Regions from separate parts of the Homo sapiens genome. Here region 2 is linked to region 1. A link is an interaction called in ENCODE POLR2A ChIA-PET data of the cell type or tissue named here. Cell type or tissue: OCI-LY7. All regions are shown on one strand. Region 1 overlaps COMMD1 (copper metabolism domain containing 1). Region 2 overlaps COMMD1 (copper metabolism domain containing 1).

What was found. ChIA-PET counts read pairs that join two places held together with the same protein. Peaks named below come from ENCODE experiments on the same cell type or tissue, not always from the same donor. Only the 100,000 strongest peaks of a DNase experiment are listed, where the experiment ranks them.
Region 2: POLR2A ChIA-PET joins it to region 1 with 16 read pairs; 2 of 35 experiments call an interaction of 5 or more read pairs at or near these places.

Annotation. Positions count from the first base shown.
Region 1 is chr2:62,028,187-62,036,186 of GRCh38, reverse strand. All of the region lies in intron 2 of COMMD1 (copper metabolism domain containing 1), which reads right to left. Among named protein-coding and RNA genes, the nearest start is that of COMMD1, 130 kb to the right of the region's middle. In OCI-LY7, no CTCF peak of the experiment used is centred here; a DNase peak (open chromatin) is centred at 3,856; H3K27ac peaks cover 624 bases.
Region 2 is chr2:61,960,921-61,968,920 of GRCh38, reverse strand. The region is part of intron 1 of COMMD1 (copper metabolism domain containing 1); the gene reads right to left. Among named protein-coding and RNA genes, the nearest start is that of COMMD1, 59 kb to the right of the region's middle. In OCI-LY7, no CTCF peak of the experiment used is centred here; no DNase peak of the experiment used is centred here.

The DNA of each region.
Region 1 (8,000 bases):
TTTACTAAACTTGAAAAGATTCCATATTAATTTAGCATTGTTGTCTCAAGAAGAAAAAAATCCCTACACCTTTTTTCTAAGAAACCATCCTAACTTTGTGTGTGTGTGTGTGTGTGTGTGTGTGTGTGTGTGAGAGACAGGGTCTCACTCTATCACCCAGGCTGGAGTACAATGGAGTAATCTTGACTCAATGCAGCCTCCGCCTCCCAGGATCCAGACATCCTCCCACCTCAGCCTCCTGGGTAGCTGGGACTACAGGCACATGCCACAACACACGGCTAATTTTTTGTATTTTTTTTTAGAGACAGGGTTTTAGCATGTTGCCCAGGCTGGTCTTGAACCCCTGAGGCTCAGGTGGTCTGCCCACCTCAGCCCCCCAAAGTGCTGGAATTACAGGCATGAGCCACCATGCCAGCCCTGCTTTTTTTTTTTTTTTTTTTTTTAATTGAGACAGAGTCTCACTCTGTTGCACAGGCTGGAGTGCAGTTGGCATGATCACATCTCACTGCAGCCACAACCTCCTGGGCTCAAGAGATCCTCCCACCCAAGCCTCCCAAGTAGTTGGGGCTGCAGGCATGCACCACCATGCCCAGCTAATTTTTGTATTTTTTGTAGAGAGTGTTACACCATGTTGGCCAGGCTGGTCTTGAACTCCTGGGCTCAAGTGATCCACTTGCCTAGGTCTCCCAAAGTGCTGGGATTATAGGCATGAGCCACCACGTCTGGCCAAAAAACCATTCTACCTTGATTGCTACAGCTTATACACATACTCTGGCTCTCTCTCAACACACAAACATAGAACTGGGAATCCTCACCAATCAGAGGTCACTATCAATAAAAACTTATTTCAATTGCCTGAGCAGTTTTCAGTTGAGCTTTGAATTCTAGCCTAATAAATATGTATTGGAATAAAGGGAAAATAAGTATATTGTGAAAACTTCTAGAGAAACCATTAAATGAGAGGTGCCATTTCTTTTCTTTAAGTATCAGTATACAAAATAATACTATTCAGTTAAACTTATCATGAATGCCTACTCCACTCTATCCAAGGCCCTGTGCTGCAGAGGTCTGTGCTGTAGTAGTGTGGATCTTCAAGCTTAGACCTGCACAAATTTTTATCTAAATCAAATACTGAAATCATATCCCAAACTTCCTACATGCTTCACAGAAGGAAACATAAGAATTAAACATGTGAAATGATTATCTTACACAGAATAGTCATTGGATAACAGTTTTTGGCTGTCATGAGAGCAAAGATGATGATGAAGCAAGTAATTTGAGCCTCATGCTGCTAACAGCTTCACTTATTGCTTGGTTCTCTTTAATGTCTGTCTAAACTGAAGCTCTCACAGTCTAGTATTCAGAAACATAGGATGAGACTTTTTTTTTTAAAACTGTTTCTCCTTAGAAATCAAAGGGCAAAGGCAAGTCAGGTATTTTGTACATTGAGAAAACCTTACCAGTCATCCATACACATAGTGACTGGCAACTATACTGTGTATTTTATACTATAACAACTTCCTGGTCAAGGTAGATATGGCCCAATTACAAAATGATGAGTTGAGCCTTAAACATCTGAAAACATTTAGATGTTCATGAATAGTTGAAGCAAAAATGACAAAATTTTAGCAAGTAATGAAATTAGTGGTAGGTACACCAGTCTTCACTGTATTTTTCTTTTCTTTTCTTTTTTGAGACTGAGTCTCACTCTATCGCCCAGGCTGGAGGGCAGTGGCACGATCTTGGCTCACTGCAACCTCTGCCTCCCGGGTTCAAGCAATGCCTCAGCTTCCCGAGTAGCTGGGATTACAGGTGCCTGCCACCACGCCTGGCTAATTTTTGTATTTTTAATAGAGACGGGATTTCCAACTTGGCCAGGCTGATCTCGAACGTCTGACCTCAGGTGATCCACCCACCTCGGCCTCCCAAAGTGCTGGATTACAGGTGTGAGCCACCATGCCCGGCCAAGTGTGACTATTAATGGAAACAAAGAACCAAACTAAAACAGTCTCCTACCTAACATTTCCACCCCAACAGGCTGAATTTCAAATCCGTAACCTCTTTTAATACATTTCTTTTTTTTTTTTTTTTTTTTTTTGAGACAGGGTCTTGCTCTGTTGCTGAGGCTGGCTCACTGCAGCCTTGACTTCCTAGGCTCCAGCGATCCTACCACCTCAGCCTCCCAAGTAGTTGGCACTACAGGTGCACACCACCAGCCTGGCTATTTTTTTTACATTTTTGTAGAAATGGGGTCTCCCTATGTTGGCCAGGCTGGTATTGAACTCCTGGCCTCAAGCAGTCCTCCTGCCTCGGTCTCCCAAAGGGCTGAAATCACAGGCACAAGCCACTGTGTCCAGCCTCTTTTGATATATTTTTAACTTCAGTTTTCATCATAAATGTAGAGGACAAGGTGGGCAGTCACACCATTTGATGAGTTTCACCCTCTCTAATGTGCTATCTAATATAACCACTAGCTGAAACCTGGAGTTCAAATTTAACAACTAAATGTAGTAGCTTGAGAGCAGGGCAAATCAAACAAATATTTGAAGTATTTATATCTAAGGTACTTCTTTTTAAGAAGTAGCTTAACATTTTTTTTTTAATTTTACAGATGGGGGTCTTGCTGTGTTGCCCAGCCTGGTCTTGTACTCCTGGGCTCAAGCAGTCTACCTGCCTCAGCCTCCTGAAGTGCTAGGATTACAGGCGTGAACCACTGTGTCCAAAAAGTAACTTTTAAAAAAGATATTTTTCTGTTCTCTCCCAAGGCTATCCTAATTCAACATTTTCATTCCAAAAAATATTTCAGACTTGCCTTTGTTCATTAACTGAGGAGAAAGGTAAGTAAAAGCATAATGAAAGCATATCCTGTATCAGCAGAAGTCATCTTAAAACTATGGTTTCCTCATTCATCTCTAGTAGGATATTACCCTTTATACCAGATATTCCTGTTTCCAAAGAAAAAAGAAGTAAATCAGGTCTGGTAAAATTAATTTCTTTTTTTTTAAGCTAGTACAAAATAGTAACCAAATACAGCTAAGTCATAAATCGTTCAAAAATCTAAACCTAAGATGTAAGTTAAGGTACATTTATTTATGTCTGTTTTAAAGAAGCTAAACTGGCCAGGCAACATGGCTCACGCCTGTAATCCCAGCACTTTGGGAGGCCAAGGTGGGCAGATCACCTGAGGTCAGGAGTTCAAGACCAGCCTCACCAACATGGAGAAACCTCATCTCTACAAAAATACAAAAATTAGCTGGGCATGGTGGCACATGCCTATAATCCCAGCTACTCAGGAGGCTGAGGCAGGAGAATCGCTTGAACCTGGAGGGTGGAGGATGCAGTGAGCCAAGATCACGCCATTGCACTCCAGCCTAGACAACAGAGTGAGACTGTGTCTCAAAAAAATAATGAATGAATGAAGGAAGGAAGGAGTGAAAGAGAGAAAGAGAGAGAGGAGAGAAGGAGAGAAAGAAGCTAAACCAACAGAAAAAGAGCAGCAAGGGGGAAATCTATAGGGATGTATGAGGTTCCACCAAAGTAAACAATTATTAATTTCAAAGAACATGCCTGAAGCTTTGAACAGCAGATATGATTTTTTATTTCCATGAGTCAATGGTTTGTAGGTTTTTTCCTTAATTTTATTTTGTTTTAGAGACAGGGTCTCGCTCTGTCATCCATGCTGGAGTGCGGTGGCATGATCATAGCTCACTGCAGCCAGGAACTCTGGGGCTCAAGTGATCCTCCCACCCGAGCCTCCTCTGTAGCTAGGATTACAGGCGCATGCCACCACGCTTGGCTAATTTTTACATTTTTTGTAGAAACAAGGTCTTGCTTCATTGCCCAGGGAGATCTCGGCCACCTGGGCTCACGTGATGCTCCTGCCTCAGCTTCCCAGAGTGCTGGGGTTACAGGTGTGAGCCACCACACCTGGTCATGAGTCAGTGGTTTCTGGCACAGTCAGATTTGAAGTAACTCTTCCTGTGAGCATATTTACAAAATTCATACATGCTGGATAGTTCTTAATAACCTGACAATCAATCACAAGCATATTCTGAGTCTTTTCTACATGTTCAGTACAAGATATATAACACACAATTTTATACTCAAAACTTTTCAAAAATTTAACTAGGGAAATAATAAATTGTATGAAGTGTTAGATTGTGTTATACATACTAAAGTGTTAAAGGCATATAAAGACAAGGTAGACCAATGTAGCAGAAAAGAGCATTTCACAGAAGCAACAATCAACTAAGTATTGTTAATGTGATAGTGGATGTTCTCAAAAGCAAATTTAAAGGGAGCTAAAATAACCCAGTTTCTGAGATGTCAGACAGAGATAATCTGAGTAAAGATCACTGGAATCCCACCACACAAGCCTTTCCCTGTATAATTCGTTAGAGATCAAATTCCAACTCCTCCTGAGAATGTGGAGCTATTTTTATTTTAAAAGCCACTGATAACCACAAAGGTCTTCAAAATGAAATTCATGCAAATCTAGCATCATGAAAACAAGTAATCAAACAAAATTTACTTTAACATAAACAACAGGCCCCCAGAGAAAAGACGAGCCCAATGTAAGATGACAGATACCCTGGCTCCTCAGTTTAATGTGAAACAAAAAACCAGATATGAGTTAATCCATTTTAATTACCAACAACTTTCACTGGTGAAGCACAGTTAGAAACAAGCAGTATTTTTAGTCAGTATCCTACCAATGAGTATTATGCTTCTTAACAGCTTCAATCAAGCCAATTAATGGGATAGAAAAAGTATCTATGCTCTGTAGCAACAGAGTTGGGTGCTTAAAAGATCAAACACAAAACAGTAACTACTGAATGCATTTGAATTCCTAAGTAAACCTAATTTAAAAAGAAAAAGTACTCAATAAACATAGTATCATTTATTTAGGATTTAATTATATTTTGTCTTCTGTTATACAGAGGCCTAGCTCACTAGTATTGGGGCTGGTTGTGTCTAACTAATGTGAGGACTTAAGGAATAGTTGGTTAAGGGGCTAGAGAATAAGGTCAATTGCCAACACAGATAAAAGAGTAGTGAGGCAATGATCAGTATGGCCAGAATATAGAGAATTCAGAGGATGTTTCACAAAATCTCAAAGGTTTACTTTGCCTGCATTCTCTCTCTTATTAGTCATTTGGAATTCTATTTAATGATACTAAGTATCATCCCTTTTAAAAATAATTGGTACTTTATCAAACTAATACTAAAACAAGAAGCACCTGTATCTATAAACTGTAAACCTAAATCCAAACCTGGGGGGTGTAAATGAAAAAAATTTAAGAGGTTACACAGTCACCTAGAGTACTGTATTTTTACCAAATTGTAAAATATATTGTTTTTTTCTAAAATTCAAAATAAATGGTAAAATAACTAATACATTTTGGATATTATCATATAAATACTCAAATAAATGTTAAAACTGAGGCTTCTAAAGCTTCAGCAAATATTTTAAGTATATAGTCTATTAAGAGACCGTATATGACAAAAGAGATAAAAAGTGATGTTTAGAAAAGGTAGAAAATACCACAACAACATATGAAGAATTCTTTCCAAGAAAATGAACCTGAATCTCATCAGCCTCTAGATTAGCAGAGTTCCCAATAGGGGCAATTTTTGCCCCCAGGAGACACTTGGCAATGTCTGGAACACTTTTGGTTGTCACAATTGGTGGAGGGGGTGCTGTTGACTAGTGGCTAGAGACCTGCGATGCTGCTAAACATCTACTGGAGCTCAGAAAACAATCCCCAAACTGTAGGCTTCAGAAGCAGCCGCAGAAGCTAAGTTTTTTTCTGACTTCTGCTCTCCTGTCTCTTAGTCCCATTCTCCCCCGAGGTCAGCCACAGAAACTAGAATCCCCCTTCCCCAAGGTGGGTCATAGAAATCAGAACCCCTTTCCTCAAAAACCAACCAGAAAGCCTAACAATACCCTGTGTAAAAACTGGCCATAAAGAAATGAAATGACCTACCTTGTTTCACTGTGGGCCATAAGACCCCCATCCCAGAGAGAGCCCTGCCCACACCCAGAAGGACGAAATGCATGCTCTGAGAGGGCAAGAAGAATCTCAACAGACAGGCTTTGCTGGGTTTCCCCATTAAGTCTATTAGCATTAGATCATACTCTTTTTGTCCAATCATGTTTCTACATGGCTGTCCATACTTTGCTGGACCTAAGCATGAAAATGAACAATTTCCCTATATCTTTGGATCTTTGTTCTGAAGGCTCTCGTGTATACACGTTAAACAAATGTGTATGCCTTTTTTCCTATTAATCAATCTGCTTCTTGTCGGTAATTTTTCAGCAAACCACTGGGGCCGAAGGGCTTGGCTCCCACACATTCTGCAAGGCACAGGACAGTCTTCTACAACAAAAAAATTATCCAGTACAAAATTCCAACAGTGAGAAGTTGAGAGAACCTTTTCTAGGTCTAACAGGAAATACAGGTGTCAGAGAAACATGCTACAGAACTTCATGGGGATGCAATCAGCAAAATCCAGAACACAGGAAACTCTAATTTTCTTTTCAAATGTGATAATGATTACTATATCATGGTTATATATGTAAAGAAACAAAGTTTCTCTTTAAATGATTAAATAAATAATTTTTGGAATTTGCTTCAAAATAATCCAATGGGCAAAGAAATATAGATGAAAACAAGAAGGGATATGGGTTAATAACCATTGAAGCTGGGTAATAGGAATATAGGTACATTATATTATTTTATTTATGCCCATATAATGGATACATTATATATATTTTTTCTGTTTTAAGTTTCCATAATAAAAAATTTTAAAGGGGGTAAAAAAAGACTCCATATATCAAGACAAAATTGGAATCTAATAAAGTGAAATTAGATTTATCTAAATTTGTGAACTTTATGCATACACATATCCTGTTGTATTCTTGGGCTTGTAATTTGATACCAATTGGTAACTGTGCCCAAAGAGTATAACAATTAGATTTGGATATCTAATTTAAAAAAACAATATGAATTTAAAAAACAGTATGTACATCTCATAACATTATTAGCATTTCTATTCTTAGGTACAGTGGATATCTAGCAGTATCTCATATATATGAATCTTCTATCTATAACCATTAAGAATCATTACAAAATAATCATATGGTAGCTAAATAGAATTCTAGCATCCCTTTGGAGAGTCAACCATATCTTCCTACCTATCTCATAAATTGATGGTGAAGCCAATTTCCTTTATTTTCTGGCAACCAGAATGCTACTAGTAAGAAAGACCATTTAGATAAAAGCAGCCTAGGGACAAAAACTGGCAGTTTTTAGGACATCAGTACTCTCACAATAAAAATGAACTTAAATAACTGAAATGAAGTATTCATCAAGCAAGTGTTCATACATTTAGAACAAAATCAGGAAATATTTTAAGTGACTATAATAAAATAATTTGACTATATCTCATTAATGAAATGTATTCAAAGAAGAGTCACTAAAGACAACTGTAATATTAAATTTTATAATCCATCCAATGTAGTAGAATATAACACCCTTTTGGGGAAAAAAAACCTATCCAATAGTTTTATTGGCATCATTATTTTAATCCTTTTTATTTTCCTTTTTTTTGGAGAAAGGCTCTCACTCTGTCGCCTAGGCTGGAGTGCAGTGACACAGTCATGGCTCATGACCTCCCAGACTCAAGTTTTTGTCAAAATCTTCAGTTAGAAGGAAAATAGTACTGCTTTTGAATTACAAAAGACATAGTTACAGTTTGGATAAAGCATTAAAAACTATTTTTTTAAAAAATAATGTTTTGCTAAATTATTACAAAATATTAAAGTGTATCAAGACTTACCCCTACCCAGTGATAGTTCAGAGAAAGCTATCATCTATCTTCTCTCAGAAAACAACACACTTTCCTTTTATATTGAAAAAAGAAGACCTTACTGCAAACCTATGCAGAAGCTTAAAGACAGAGTAATCATGCTGACAACCTGTCCTCTGCAAAGATTC
Region 2 (8,000 bases), 67 kb after region 1:
CTGGTTTCGTTACTGAGAATCAAATCTCAAATTGTTTATGCCATTATTTTAAGTAAAAACTGAGGCCAGGCACGGTGGTTCATGCCTGTAATCCCAGCACTTTGTGAAGCAGAGGCAAATGGACTGCTTGAGCTCAGGAATTTGAAACCAGCCTGGGCAACATGGAGAAATCTCAACTATATAAAAAATACAAAAAATGAGCCAGGCATGGTGGCATGCACCTGTGGTGACAACTACTGGAAAGGCTGAGGTAGGAGGATCACTTGAGCCCAGAAGGCCAAGGCTGCAGTGAGCCAAAATTATACCATGGGACTCCAGCCCAGCAACAGAGTGATACCCTCCCTCCCTCCCCTCCATCAAGAAAAGGAAAATGGTCCAAAACTCTAAGTAGATATAGTCCAAAAAGAAAAGCAAACTGATTTTGTCCTTTCTTTTCACCTTCAGTAAATTTGTGAAATGTGATTTACTGTACAATTAATTATAGTATGGTTTTACTGTTTCAAATGTATTCTCTGGGCTTCAATTTCCCTAAAATTAAGCAAAGAGAATTTGCTATATGAGCTGCATGTGCCCCCAAGTAATTACATTCCATATTGCTATATCTGTAGGTTGAGCCATATAAATACAACAGTATTCAACTGTTTTGGACTCACAAGTATGCTAATTTCAAATGGTTCAACCTTACTAAATCTCTTAAATTTTATTTTCCCCTATAGACTATGTTTGGCACCAAGCGGCTTTTGTTTTCTTTTTTTTTTCTGAGAGGGAGTCTCACTGTGTCACCCAGGCAGGAGTGCAGTGGCACAATCTTGGCTCACTGCAACCTCTGCCTCCTGGGTTCAAGCAGTTCTCCTGCCTCAGCCTCCCAAGTAGCTGGGATTACAGGCACACGCCACCACGCCCGGCTAATTTTTGTATTTTTAGTAGAGATAGGGTTTCATTGTGTTGGCCAGGCTGGTCTCGAACTCCTGACCTCAGATGATCTGCCAGCCTTGGCCTTCCAAAGTGCTGGGATTATAGGCATGAGCCACCACACCCAGCCTATTTTCTTAAAATAGAGCAAAATGTTTAACATTATTATGAAAGCCAGTGATGAGAGCCAGTTCTCAATTGACATTCAGGACTGAATACACTTTATCAGACATTTTTTAAAGCAAAGAAAAAGATGATACTCTGATATGGAAACCCTCCTAAATTACTATTAATATTTCACAATTCATATTTTGGAATACTCGCAGAATTTGTACTAGCCCATTCAGCTTTATGATCCCACTTATTATCAGCTTATAGTCTGTGGCCTAAGTTATAGTTTTCACCACCTGCCTACTATGTATCAGGCCCTGTCCCAATCCTTCAAATAAGATGAACAGCATATGGACCTGCTTTTGAAGAGCTTTCAATCTGGTTATGTAAACAAGAGCTCAACATCCTTGGCTTTCCTGATTTGCTAGAAAATCTAGAGCAATGCTACCCAAAGTATGGTCTACATATCAGTGCCAGACCACAAACTTCACTACCAGTCCACCATGAGGTAATTATACAAACTGAAAGTAAATATTTAGAAACTTTCATGGAAAAATGACTATTTTTATGTCAATTAACCTAATAAAATAATCGGATTGTATGTTTTTATGTATTTTTGGTGAGGAATTGAACATTTTTTTAAAAAACAAAACTGGTCCTCAACAGACTGCTTCTTAAATGTAAGAAGCACTGCTGTGAAGGTAGACAGATTGGACAGTTCTGCTATCTTTGCAACTTAGCTCTTCTGCATTTGAAAGTTAAAATATTCGTTTCATATTAGACTTCATCAACTGGCCCCATTTCCACTATAATAAAGATCCTGGTTACATTTGATAAGGGAAAAAGGACACCAAGAAGAAAATAAGATGCTGGCTATGGAAGTCAGGAAGATAAAAGTTACTAAAAATAAGAAAAGAGAAAAAATGTTACTGCTCTTCATGGAAGAGAAAGGAAAATACTTCAAGTTGACGGTAAATTTTTAAAAACCACTGTTGTGTATGCCCGGGTCTTCTTAGATAAATAGAAGCCTTATTATTTTATCACAGGTGGCAAAAACAGGACTAATTACACAGACTTTTAATTTCCCAACTTACATTTAACAATTAAATCTTTTAATTTCCCAACTTACATTTAACAATTTTCAATTTAACAATTTGAAAATACCAAGAGAAGGAAACTGTAGCCAAAAGAAGAGTTATGGAGTAGATAGGCAACTTCATTTCTCACAAGTCTGTGTAATTAGTCCTCTTTTTGCCACCTGTGATAAAATAATAAGGCTTCTATTTATCTGATGACCTAGGACATTACTAGAGCCTTTATACATGAAGTCCAACTTTGTTTCATTTGGCACAGCTAAAAATAGAAGTGAAATGAAATACATTTTAAAGGCAAATTCATATTTCCTATTATTAGATTTAATATACAACCAACTAGTGTTTCAATTGGGTATTACTGCCATATTCTGCATGCTAATTTAACAAATTTACATATTTTAAAAAAAAGAAATTTATTTGGTTTCGTAAGTAAAATCTGGCCAAGGACAGACTCACCCAGAACACCTCTGGATGGCTTCCAAAGCTCAATGACTTCATGTACACCTACTATGTAATAATCATCATGCAAGGAAATTTCCAGTTTACTGAATGCTGTAATGGCCTATGAGGGGCAGGCAGTTTAACAGTAAACCAAGCCCCAAATCTGGCGATAGGTGGAAATGGGAAAAAAAAGAGTACACAGTGTATTAGATTTGGTGTGGACTCTGGTTAAATACATCCATAGCATGTAACAGAACACCTATGACAACTGAAGATTGAACATTCACAATTTCAAAACAGTCTCAAGCAATTGGGAACAGCTCTGATGTATAGAAAATGACTGTGCTCAGACATAAATTTGAATCATGCATACTAGGAGGTATGCTTAGCTATAAACCTAGCCAACTTCACAGCATATTCAAGGCAGCTTTATAGAATCAACTTGCATCATTAATGAAACCAAGCCTTGATACTTCAATATCAGTAATACTTTTGTGTACGTCTGAAAATCCTTTAAAAAGTTTTTTCCTTAAAAGCGAAGAACTAACAAAATATTAACTTAAAACAAGGCAACTGAGGGAGAATCTCCATGTGAGAAGGGTAGCTGGACTTTAAGGCTCCAAATCCTGCTCCTGAGATTTATTTTGCCCTTGATAACTCAACCCCTGGCAGCAACCATTTTTGCACATTTAGTAACCACTCTGGTACATTTGTAAACCTTTATCCCTAACTCTAACTGCTTAAGGTTTTTCTGGGTCATGTACAAGATTTCATACAGATTAGAAAGAGTTGGTCGTGATCACCGAATTTTTACTAAGTGTCCAAAAAGCCCTATACCATGCTGAGGATACCCACTCTTACTGTGCTTACAGTCTAGTGGGAGGCCTACAGATGACATCTACGACTTTCTCTTTTGAAGTAGTTTTAGCTCTGGTTTTTCTGAAGGTCCTATTTGGTATCTGGGCCTAGCAGACAGATCACACTGTTAATCCAAACAGTCTCCTCCAATAAATAACATATTTTATCAGAAATTGCCATCTTGAAATTACAAAATTAAAAAATATTTCAGAAAAATTTTACATAAAATTTTATTTCCATGTTTATGCTTCCATATTAAAACCTGATCACAGTAATTTCAAAATTTTTAATTATAACTCATCTATAGCAAAATGAATAGCACTCAGCCACCTGCTATTCTAAATATCAACAGAATATTTATGTAGATCTTAAACACTCTAAAGTCAACTAGCTAAAAACATAAAAGTCAGGTAACAAAGGGTACAGAAAAAGTGCTCAATCCCTCAATTCTTTTTTTTTAATTTTTTTTGAGACGGAGTCTTGCTCTGTTGCCCAGGCTGGAGTACAGTGGCACGATCTCGGCTCACTGCAACCTCCGCCTCCCAGGTCCAAGCGATTCTTCCGCCTCAGTCTCCCAAGCAGCTGGGACTACAGGCATGCAGCACCATGCCTGGCTAATTTTTGTATTACTAGAGACAGGGTTTCACCATGTTGGCCAGGCTAGAGTGCAGTGGCATGATCCCAGCTTACTGCAACCTTCACCTCCCAGGTTCAAGCGATTCTCCTGCCTCAGCCTCCTGAGTAGCTGGGATTACAGGCCTGAGCCACCATGCCCAGCCTCAATTCTTTATCACAAACACAAAAATGAAAAATATAAGACCGGGGTGTATTTTTAGTAGAGACGGGGTTTCACCATGTTGGTCAGGCTGGTCTTGAACTCCTAACCTCGTGATCTGCCCACCTCGGCCTCCCAAAGTGCTGGGATTACAGGCGTTAGCCACCACGCCCAGCCTCAATTCTTTATTACAAACACAAAAATGAAAAATATAAGACCAGGGTGTAGTGCCTCACGCCTATAATCCCAGCACTTTGGGAGGCCAAATGGGGCGGATTGCTTAAGCCCAGGCATTTGAGACTAGCCTGGGCAACATGGTGAAACCACATCTCTATAAAAAATTAGCTAGGCATGGTGGCTCCATGCCTGTAGTCCCAGTTACTAGAGAGTATGAGATGGGAGGACTGCTAGAGCCCAAGAGATCAAGACTGCAGTGAGCCATGATCACACCATTGCACTCCAGCCTAGGCAACAGAGCAAGACCCTGTCTCAAAAAAGAAAAAAGAAAATATAGGGAATGAGATGAGAGAAAGAACAGAAAAGAGTAACAAATTCTTGCAACATTTAAGTGATATGATTGCTATGGCAGCTAAGAAGCAAGCAATTCCCACTGGATAACTCCAGAGAAATAAGAAATGGGAAACACTATCTACTTCCGACTGAAAGTAGGGAAACAGATCAAAAATCTGTTGGATTTTGGAAAACAGGTTGGAAACCGAAGAAGAGGTTGAAAATCGGCTTACTTGGCCCAGCCACCATCCCATCACCAACCCTGGTGGAAGACTGTAGTTTTCCATTCTGGAGAGTGAAGCAGAGGGGTCTGGACTCAAGGATCTCAGGCACAACTGAGAGAAAGAGACTTATTCTGAAAACTGGTAGGTAAAGTGCAATTCTACATGCTGACGGCACGGTGCCCAGGCCTCTTTTCTCCTTTGACTCTGCAAGGCAATTCTGATACAAACTACCAAGACTTAGGCCTAACTTTACAAGTTAAGGGTACTATCCTTCTAAAAGAGGATACCATTTCTGACACTAATCACAAGCTTGAGGGTTCCCAAGCCACCTTCACTTCTAAACAACTGGCCAGGCTGGGCATGGTGGCTCACGCCTGTAATCCTAGCACTTTGGGAGGCCGAGGCGGGCAGATCACCTGAGGTCAGGAGTTCAAGACCAGCCTGACCAACATGGTGAAACCCCATCTCTACTAAAAATACAAAAATTAGCCGAGCATGGTGGTGTGCACCACTCAGGAGGCTGAGACAGGAGAATTGTTTGAACCGGGGTGGCCCAGGTTGCAGTGAGCCGAGATGGTGTCATTGCACTCCAGCCTGGACAACAGAGTGAGACTCCATCTCAAAAAAACAAAACAAAACAAAAAACTGGCTATAAATTCAGGGGTTCCCACTACCCCCTCAGGTTCAATAATTTGGTGGAACAACACATAGAACTCAGGAAAGTCCTATACTTACAAATATATATGTGTGTGTGTGTGTGTATATATGTATATATGTGTGTGTGTGTGTGTGTGTGTGTGTGTGTATATAATATATATATATATATTTTTTTTTTTGAGACAGGGTCTCACTCTGTCACCCAGGCTAGAGCACAGTGGCATGATCTCGGCTCACTGTAACCTCCGCCTCCTGGGTTCAAGTGATTCTCCTGCCTCAGCCTCCCGAGTAGCTGAGATTATAGGTGCGTGCCACCACACCCAGCTAATTTTGTATTTTTAGTAGAGATGGGGTTTCACCATGTTGGCCAGGCTGGTCTTAAATTCCTGACCTCAAGTAATCCACCTGCCTTGGCCTCCCAAAGTGCTGGGATCACAGGCATGAGCTACCACACCCGGCCCAATTATAGTTTGATTATAGCAAAAAGGACATAAATCAAGACCAGTGAAAATAAGAGACACCTGGGGTAAGGTCTGGGAGGGGCCCAAATGTGAAGCTTCTGCAGCCTTTCCTTGTGGAGTCAGGACAAATCACCCACCTATCACACAGGTGCAATAACAATATACACAGAGTACTGTTCACCAGGGATTCAGGGGTTCCCACAGAGTACTGTTCACCAGGGAAACTCACCCAAACTTCAGTGTCCAGAGATCTTACTGGGGCTGCATTACGTAGGTATGAATGATTGAATAACTGGTCACATGATTTAACTCAATCTCCAGCCCCACCTTATCCTCCCCGGAGGTCAGGGTGATACTGCATGGGTGAAAGCCCCAACTCCTTAATCACAGTCTTTCTGGAGTTACCAATCCCCATCCTGTGTCATTCATTAGCATAAACTATCTAGGGGCTCACTATCAGTCACCTGGTTGGCAAAAACTATAAAGTATGATCTGAGGGGCCTAGTGTCAAAAATAAAGACACTCCTATCACGGAAGAAATTCCAGGATTTAAAGCCTCTGTCCTAGGAACCAGGGGCAAAGGCCAACCACATTCTTTATTATACAACAGGCTCCAAGAACACTGGCAGCAGGACTTCCAAGCAGAAGTAGTGGAAAATTCCTCTCTGAGGAGCAATCCGACCAGGAAAATAAACTTAACAGATACTGACTGTAAGGTATATACCCCAGCATCATATGACTAAGTTCAGTAGGCCTTCAGCTATGCCCATACTCACAAGGCCTCTAATCAACCTCTTCGTGTATCACTCTTAAATATAAATAACAGTAAAGAAGCATTAAATATTTGAAGAAAACTCCAATGTGAAAGAGAACAAAATAAATAGAAAAAAATAGAAATTTACAGGAACAAACAATTCAGGGAGTTTTTTAAAATTCAAAATATGACCTATAATTATCATTATCAGAAATAAACAAGAGACCACCTACATAACAAGTACCAACTCCCTACTTGTTTAAAGGAACATTAAAGACAAATGAGAAATTAATATCTGGAAATAAAATAGCAGAAATGAAAAATTAACACAGCAGGGTAGTTGAGAAAATTTCTATAATGATAGCCAAAAAGGCAAAAAGATAAAAATTGAAGAAAAGAAAAAAAGGAAGAAAATTAAAGAAATCAAGCAAGAAGGTCCAACCATGAATAACAGGAGTTTCAAAATTAGAAGAGGGAAAAATATGGTATAGAGGAAATTATCCAATAAATTATACAAAAAGATTTCTCAGAATTGTGAGAAATGGGAAACTTCTTTTTCAAAGATTATAAAAAGTCACAATTTTTTACCATAAGATTGCTATCCACTATTAGTATATATATATTCCAAATCAGCTGTCCTAGCTTGCTCTGGCACGCCTGGACAGAGCTAGACAAGCCCCAGCCCACAGTCCATGCCATTCCGTATTTGGAGATGTTTCCTTAACTATCCCTGGGCATCTTCCTTTTCTTTCTTTGTTGTGTTCCCCTTGCCCAATTTAAAAAGTTTTAAACTAACAGCCAATCAGGTAAAGTGTAAAATGTGAGGTCCTATTCCAGCCAATGGAAACTGGACACAGCAGCAGGGTAGATGTGTCAGGTTATAAATAACTCTGTCTCCTTTGTTTGGTGGCTGGACAGCTACTGAGTAGCACCTTTTCTGCAGAAAGTAAAGCTCACCTTGCTGAGAGATCATTTGTTCCCACATTAATTCCTTTTTTAGGCAACACCAAAAACTTCATTTCCAACAATTTGGTGCTCCAACGTGGGGCTCCCTTTCCCCTCTAGGGCAGTCTCTTGCCCTCCCTCGTGGGGAGGCGCCCCACTGCCCTTTGCGGCAGCCCCCGGGAGAAGAGAGCCAGGACACACCTGGTGCGAGCAATCTATCTGGACTCTCAGTAACGCCAAAAAGAAGGAGTGGCTTAC